Regions from separate parts of the Homo sapiens genome. Here region 2 is linked to region 1. A link is a loop called in an ENCODE intact Hi-C map of the cell type or tissue named here. Cell type or tissue: IMR-90. All regions are shown on one strand. Each heading gives the region's core, and the rest is flanking DNA. Links, peaks and the distances in the headings are about the cores only.

Region 1 (4,405 bases), core at 99-4,098:
TGTATACTAAGCTTAGGGATGCATCTAAGTCTGTTGTTGTATTAGTCTGTTTTCACACTGTTATAAAGAACTTCCCTGAGACTAGGGAATTTATCAAGAAAAGAGGTTTAATTGACTCACCATTCCACATGGCTGGGGAGGCCTCAGGAAACTTAAAATTACGGCGGAAGGGGAGGCAGGCACCTTCTTCACAAGGCCACAAGAGAGACAGAGAGACAGAAGGGGGAAGAACCCCTTACAAAACCATCAGATTTCATGAGAACTTACTCCCTGTCACAAGAATGGCATGGGGAAACCACCTCCATGAGCCAGTCACCTCCCTCCCTTGACATGTGGGGATTACAATTCGAGATGAGATTTGGGTGGGGACACAGAGCCGAACCATGTTAGTTGTTAACCATTTATGTATTCATACCACAGGATTTGGTAGGAATAAGACCGTTGTGACTACTGTGATCTCTCCTCCCATGGGGCATAAAGTCATTTAACTAATAATAGGGAATTTAGAATACTTGATCCATCTAACATATTCTTAATATTTGGAGAAAATATGAGTGTGTAAAAGAGCTATCCTGAGCACTAATGAGGCTTCAAAATTGTTTCTTCTGCTTTTTTTTTTTTTCTGCTTTGAATTTGATATCATCTAGGCTCTAGAAGAAACTCTGGGATAGTTTTAAGGGCCCTCAGAGAATCATTGAAATGGGTATCTCTCCTTGATCTTGAGAAACTGTGGTAGGGAACTCTCCTATCTGTGAAGAGGTCAGCGACCCATTTCCCATCACTGGAGGCCCTGAGGTGGCCAGGCATGTGCAGGTGTTTCTGCAGAGCAAACCATTGCCTGTGAGTCATGTGACCACAGAAAGGCTGGCTTTGGAGGACTGTAGGGACTGTGATGGTGGTGGGAGGTAGGGGATGGGGGGTGGTGATGCAGCACTTTGGAGAGCTTCAGAGCTTTCCTGTGGCCTCTGCAAGTCTTTCTCCTACCAGGAGTAGAATAAGAGGGAGAATTCAGCTCTCAGCAACTCATGCTTCGCTAGAAGTATTTAGCAAGTTGCAGAGCTCCTTTACATAGTGAAATAGGCTTCTGTTGCAATTAATAAATAGTGAAAGGTCACATTTTATATAAACAGTAAACAAATATATAAGTGAGTCCAGTCCAGTTCATATTGAATGGGAGTAGCTTTGGGAGAAGATAATTTGCTTCACATAGAATATACTTTTGGGAAACAATGTACCCTCTCATTTGGTAATGGCAAAAGACCGCAAAGCAAATTTTGTTCTGACCTTATTGGTCATCTCCATACATCTCCATGTATCTGATTATAGGTAAAATCAATAGAAATTAGATGATATTTTAATAACTTCTAATGACATAAATGTGGGCATTATTTTTATATTTTATTGTTAATTTTAGATTGCTAAATCTGTATTTCAAGCAAAATGAACATCGTTTTGTTTTTACAATGAAGGATCTAACTCATATTGCCTCCACGACACATTTGAAATCTAAGATAAAACACAACGTTTACATTGCCATATCCCGTTCCTGCAGCTAGAGAGAGGTAATGGCCTCTGAGTCAAAAGTTCATAATTAGTTGGTAAGATTGGTCAAATCTACAATCACAAAATTTAATTAGGCTAAGCAAAAAGTCCCTTCCCCAGCCCACAACCTAACTGTGTAAATACATGAAATGTTATGTATTTACCCACAGCTAACTAGATAAGCTTGATATAATCCATCACGGTGATGCAGAAGCCAATATGCTGCAGTGATCTTGGCACTAACGACATTGCACGAAGAGTACTGAGCTCCTTTCTTATCCTATATTGACAAAATAAAAAAGCTTCCAAAAGCAGGAAGACTAGAATGATGAGTGGCCTACAAAAGGAAACATGTTTATGAAAGGCTTAAGGAATTGAGGATGTTTAGATGAAACATGTTTATGAAAGGCTTAAGGAATTGAGGATGTTTAGATGGCACAGACACAGAAAGAACTCTAAGCTGCCTTTCAATACTTGAAGTATGCTCATGATGAAACAGGATGTGTGGCTCCCTATGACAGGCGTGAGCCACTGCGCCCTGCCCAGGTATTTCTTTATAGCAATGGGAGAACAGACTCATATACCATGTATATGACTCATTGATTGTCACATGTTTAAGGAAATCTTTCCTTCATTACATTTCCACGATTACATCTCCCCTGAACTTCTATAACCCCAGGATTTCCTTTCTGCATCAGGGGAAAGTGTGCCCTATGCTTCTGAGCTGCTCCTGGCCACGTGTGCCTTTTCCCCTTTTCCTCCATAAGCTGATAAACTTTTTGATGTAAAGTCTTTTTCTTTATTCATCTTTGCCAAGCAGAGTGTCTTACAAGTAACGGATCTTCAATAACTATTTTCTATAACTTTACCTGGTAATCAGGAGTCCCAGGGATCTATCACTGAAGAACTGAATTCATTGAATTTCTGCGCTGGATCCTCTGGCTTTTGTAGGTCAGAGATCAGGAAAAACCGCAAATGCTGTGTACAATGTCCTCAAGATCTGTCACTGAGCCTCTGGGGTCTTGCAGATTTGTCTGTCCCCTGAGCCTGCTATCATGCCCACAGGACATTGAGAGGCATGAGGACATTGCTGGAGTGAGTGAGTGAATGCATGAGTTTCTTTTGTCTGACATTAGTCTAGGCCTAGACTTGTCATAGAAAAGGGAATGAACAAATCAGTAGAAGAGTCAAAAATGACAAGTCAATTCACAATAGTTACTACCAGAAGTAAAATTAGTTGCAGTTACCTGCTTTCAAATGGTTTCCAATGTTTTTATTAAGGTAGAGGAGGCATATATAGTTATCTGAACTTAATAACCAACTGACTAGTTTCTCACTTAGCACCTATGAGTAGTAGATAGTCCATGCAGACAGTACAGCAGCTACTTGAAAGCGAACAATACTCCTCATCTTCAAGAGGTTTGAAAGTATCATTTACATACCAAATCACATATTTAACAATGAAATCCACAGCTCTACACTCCATGAGAGCAAGCACTATGTCTATTTCACTCTCTGCTTTACTGTCATTACTTGGTACTTGATAGCAACTCAATAAAGATTTTCTTCATGAATAAATTAGTGGTATTTGAAGAGAGGCATAGCTCTGAAACATGGAAGAGACATGGAAAGTTTAATCAAGAATATAGAACTGAATCTGGGTCTTTGTACTGCATCATATACATAAGCTAAGATAGGAGTAGAAGTTAAAATGAAGTCGGGTTGTCATGTTCATGACTAAACCTATATCTAAGCATCCCACAGACTCCAGTTAAATTAGGGATAATTAGTTAAGATACTCGGGATGAAGTCATCGTTAACATTGTTGCATATAGCCAATAACTAGTTCTGTGAAACTGTCTGCTGTGAATGGTTGCAAATGCACTCCAGAAGACTGAGGTTTAAAACGGTTGTCTTCTTTTGATGAGCTGCCATCATTTGTAACACAGACCCTGCATGTTGGAAATACAGTACTGTCACATTTTGAAAGTCAGGTAAGATTATTTGATATGGGCAATGTTCTGTTAAAACATGAACTTTTTCAACTTCAGTGCAACTCGCTAGCAGAGTTTTGATTTTCAGAGCACTCATGAATTTGTGTTATAATAAAATCCCCCACTCTGATTTTCCAGCTCTGTTTCTTCCATTCCTTAATTTAACATGGAAGCAGTGATGCTTTGTAAACAGACTGATGTATTGGCTTATTTAGGATAACTTAGCAGGTCATGAAAATGTTCCTTCTCTCCTCATTGTCCTTACATTTTAAAAATCCTGATTCTGAAGTCAGATGACCTGGACAACCATGATTTTCTGAAATTACACATGCTAGCTATCTGTGGCTGACAGCAGTGTGTGGCTAGCTCTGTTTTCTCCTTTCTTCCAGGGTTCTAATTTAACCACATTACCCAGGGTTAAGGAGTTAAGGAGTTCTATAAGCCTGGGTTCTAGCCGATGGAATGCAAATGACGTTAACATGCTTCTCTTCCAAGTCTGGGCTGTAAAATTTTCCCATGCACGATCCTCTCTTCTTTTCTTTTCTGTCACATTTCGAAGATGGTTATCTCCACGGGCTTATTGGAGCCTGGGTTCCTGAATCACTTCTTAGGAGAAGGTCACCTGCCCTGCATTGAATGGAAGAGTTTATTGTGCGAAGCCACTAAAATTTTGGACTGGTTTGTTAGAGTAGTTAACCTATCTGAGCTAATTCATGGGTAAAATTAAAAAGTAAATAAATACAAATGTTTTAAACTTACAGTCCTGCTGTCTGAGGTTCCCAGGGGAAGGAGGCAGGTGACATCAGGGTGGAATTAGATAGAAATCTCTCTCTCATTTTACCTTCCCTCTGCTCTTACTCCACACTGTG
Region 2 (4,405 bases), core at 286-4,285, 110 kb after region 1:
ACACAAGGCCTGCAGCTTCACCGGGAGCCTCGTGGGCCTCTAAGCAGGCTGCCCCGCAGATTTCCCTGACACTTGCTGGAAGGGCTACACGGGCAGAAGCGTACTGATGCCCCTTGTGCAAAATAATACAACATTTCATTTGACATCATGGCTACCTTGAGAGGCAAAGAGGGTAAAGATCATTATCCGTTGACCATCTACTAGGCAAACATTCAGACAGACTAAAAATTGCTCAAATCAGGATGGAGTCTAGGGAACTCATGCAGACTAGTTTACTGTACTAAAAAGAAACATGCATTTAGGTAAAGCACTCTTCTTGTAAAAGGGACATCTTTCTGAAGATGCTATCTTTGATTTCAGTGCAAACATACTGAGCATTGTGGTTCTTTATGATAATAAAAGGTGGATGGTGGGAATACTTTCATGTGAATAATTTGAGCGTTTTAATCCTATGTATATAAAATATGTGGTTCTGTGTACTTATTTTTAGGTACATTCCTAAACAGTCATAATTTGGCTCTTTATACCTCATTATAATTCTTAGAAAAATTCATGAGTCTTTGCATCTAGGAAACAAAGGGTTATTGCCCCATACTAAAAGTTATAACACCAATATGGCAGTATGACTCTAAACTGAAGTCCATAGAAAGCTCTCCACTATGTGGCATATAATGCCCTTTGTATTAGTTTTCTTGTCTGCTGTAATTAGCACAAACTTGCAAAGATAAATCACATAAATACTTTTTTTTTTTTTTGAGATGGAGTCTCACTCTGTTGCCCAGGCTGGAGTGCAATGGCCCAATCTCGGCTCACTAAAACCTCCTGCCTCAGCCTCCTGCGTAGCTGGGATTACAGATGTGCACCACCACACCTGGCTAATTTTCTTACAGCTCTGGAAAAAGCTCAAAGTACCATCAGCAGGGCCACGCTTGCTCCAGAGACTCTGGGGGCAATTCCACTCTTCGTCTCTTCTGGCGTCCGGTGGTTGCAGGCACTTCTTGGCATGCCTCGGCTTGCAGCCACTTCACTGTAATCTCTGCCTGTCTTCACAAGGCCCTCCTCTCTGTGTCTTCTCTTCCACCTGTGTCTCTTATAAGGACATTTGTGATTACATTTAGGGCCCACCCTGACCATCCAGAATAATCTACTCATGTCAAAATCCTTAACTTCATCACATCTCCAAAGACCCCTTTTCCAAATAGGCAACGCTAACAGGTTCTTGGAATTGGCCTGTGGACATATCTTTTGGGGGCCACTATTCACGCCTCTGTTCCCTTTATGATATGGATCTCCGTGTACATTTTAACTTCACCTCCTACAATGCCCATCCCCTCAGTGCATCATACTCTACCTATTAACTCACCATTATCAAATAGGTCAGGTTGTCACTTTCGTGCATTTGCACATTCTATTCCCTTTACACGAAATGCAGTTCCCTGCCTGCCTAACTTGCAAGCTTCTGCTCATTGTGTGTCAAAAATTCCCAATTATTGCCTCCATGTCCCTTTCTCCCAAGAAAGTAGAGCACTTTTCTTCGGAATTTCCATAGCCCCTTATGTACTACTCTATCAGAGTATGTATCAGATGAACTCCAGTAGGCATCACACATGTCCTCATCTGAGTGTGGTTCCCCTCCCACAGAAGCTCATGATCCATCTCTATATTTATGTTTCAATATATGAAGTATAATAGTTTTTAGTATGTGCACTATAAAAAAATCTCAGTATCTTTCCTTATTACAAGGAAATTTAGGTGATTTAAATACACATAAATGAAAAAATAGAATTGCCTATGTCAAGTGGTAAAAACAGGACACATTTAACTGGTGTATATCTTTCCAGTATTTATATATTTTTCATTATGTATACATCTGTGTATATATAAAAGTCACTAAAATCAAAATAATCTGTACATTCTTTGTTCTCCTGAAACCTAGTATATACTTAATAATAAGTTTAATAGATTAATGAAATAATAAATTAAAGATTTAAAACCTACCACCTAAACAGAGCTAACATGATCACAGAATAAATGATGTTATTACTTTGGCATAAATATGGGTCTCTGCTTGGATTTCTAAGCAATTATTCCTAAGATTCTATCAAAAAGGGCTTTATTACTATCCAAATGTTATACAGTTTTTAAGAAGAGAAATGGAAGAATCCCTTTGGACAGTGATATTATGAAAATAATTTATTCTTGAAATCATATAATATAATGATAGTTGGTAAGTTTTCTTCACATTCTTAACTTCAGTGTCTTTCCAAAGATGGCTTTGAGGCCAATGTAAGATGATAGTAATTGGGGCTTTGTTGTAAATGTCTAATTCGTTCATTTCCTAATCCAAAGGAGAAATAGAAAATATAAGAGCTATAATGAATTTTTATTTCTTATGAATTCAAATTAACACAGATCACCCTGCAGGAGAAAAACTCGTCATGGAAAGCTTGCAGTTAGAATGCCATTCTTCCGAATCATGCACATGTTACTTTGGGAAAGCTAAATGCCTATTAACCTGAGGCACAGAAAGTGCAAATTTGTAAACTTGGTTTGAGGAAAAAAAAATACCTCTACTTTCATATTCTGCATTCCAAATTGCAGTTTGGGGGACGTTAGCTTTCCTGCAAACACTTGTCTGGAAGGAATCAGAGGGCTTCCTATCCGGTGAACAGCACATGCAGTGGATGAATCAGCACTAGCTGTGAGGCATACATCCTTCCCGCCCCAAAACAGGCTGCTTTCTTCACTTGGAAAGATACTCAAGTTTCTGGAGTTTGCTTGGAGAGTACAAACAGGCTCTTGCAAAGTTCTATCACCCTGTGTTCTAAAACTGAGGAATCTCAAAACTTACAAAGCCTAAATCAGTAGACCCTGGACCACTCCAGAGCCAAAATCTGTCCTGGGTGGTCACAGTGAACTGAAATCAACATAGCCTTCAGTTAATGAGGCTTAAACTCTTCTGCAGATAGATCCAAAAGTAACTTATTAGTTTTAAAATTCTTAATTTATCATCCATTAAATGACTTACATCCTCCCACCACGCCATGCTGAGCTGCTTCTTTAAAAAGAGTCAGAGGGTATACTGGAAAGCAAAACAGTTGTATTAGTCCGTTCTCATGCTGCGAACAAAAACATAACTGAGACTGGATATTTTATTTTATAAAAAAAGGTTTCACTGACTCACAGTTCAGCATGGCTGGGGAGGCCTAAGGAAACTTATAATCATGGCGAAAGGGGATGCAAACACGTCCTTCTTCACATGGCAGCAGCAATGAGAAGTGCAGAGTGAAGTGGTGGGGGAAGCCCCTTATAAAATGATCAGATCTCCTGAGAACTTGCTCATTCTCAAGAGGACATCATAGAGGTAACTGCTCCCATGGTTTAATTACCTTCCACCGCATCCCTCCCACAATGCATGAGGATTATGGGAACTACAATTCAAGATGAGATTTGGGTGGGGACACCGCCAAACCATATCAATAGTAAACTTGGAATTCAGAGATACACATTTCAGTCCTATTATCTGGGCCAGAATTTCAACCGTGAACCTAGGAGAAAGTTCTGAAATAAGAGTTTTGAGATATTGGCCAGGCACAGTGGCTCATGCTTATAATCCCAGCACTTTGGAAAGCCAAGGAGAGAGAATCGCTTGAGCACAAGAGTTTGGGACCAATACAGACAACACAGGGAAACCCTGTCTCTACAAAAAATTGAAAAATTAGCCAGGCATGATGGTGCATGCCTGTAGTCCCAGCTACTCGGGAGACGGAGGTAGAAGGATCGCTTGAGCCCAGGAAGTGGAGGCTGCAGTGACTGTGACTGCAACACTGCACTTCAGCCTATGTAAGAGAGTGAGACCCTGTCTAAAAAATAAAAATAAAATAAATAAATAAATAAATAGTTTCAAGATATCATCACAGTGAAAACCCCAAATATAAAACAGCAAAGGTGGTACTTCATTAGACTAAACTTTTTCTTAAGAGTCTCCTTAAACCTTTTGTTATGATAAAGTCAACTAACCACAACAAAGAGACTCTTTCAACAAAGATGTCTTTTTTAAAATTAGTCAATTAGTAGTTATCATTGAGGTTGCTATTTTACACAGGTCTTAGCATCTAACTTATTTTCTGGTGGTTGTACAGACCTTGAGAAGTCGAGATCAAAAAGATTAGTAATTAACCTCCCAAAATCAGCTATTCTTTATTCAGGTAGAAATGGCAAAAGTTAAACTTGCAGCATCAGTCAAGGGAAAAGTCATAACTGATGTGTTAACATTTTATTACAGTTTTAGAAATGTCTAAACATATCTTTTGAAATAAAAATTTAATCAAGCTTTTCCAGACTTCCCCATCCCAGAATCGTATATACATTGACAATAAGAGAGTAAGAAGGCTGCTCAGATCTC

What was found. A loop is a pair of places that touch in the nucleus more often than their neighbours do. Peaks named below come from ENCODE experiments on the same cell type or tissue, not always from the same donor. Only the 100,000 strongest peaks of a DNase experiment are listed, where the experiment ranks them.
Region 2: it touches region 1 in a loop (4-fold over the local background); 1 of 110 quality-filtered maps calls a loop at or near these places.

What each region holds. Positions count from the first base shown.
Region 1 is chr13:107,256,882-107,261,286 of GRCh38, forward strand. All of the region lies in intron 1 of NALF1 (NALCN channel auxiliary factor 1), which reads right to left. Among named protein-coding and RNA genes, the nearest start is that of SNORD31B, 62 kb to the right of the region's middle. RefSeq lists an enhancer at 1,881-3,080. In IMR-90, for the core only: no CTCF peak of the experiment used is centred there; a DNase peak (open chromatin) is centred at 2,020; H3K27ac peaks cover 1,193 bases.
Region 2 is chr13:107,367,580-107,371,984 of GRCh38, forward strand. All of the region lies in intron 1 of NALF1 (NALCN channel auxiliary factor 1), which reads right to left. Among named protein-coding and RNA genes, the nearest start is that of SNORD31B, 49 kb to the left of the region's middle. In IMR-90, for the core only: no CTCF peak of the experiment used is centred there; a DNase peak (open chromatin) is centred at 2,692; H3K4me3 peaks cover 168 bases; H3K27ac peaks cover 1,232 bases.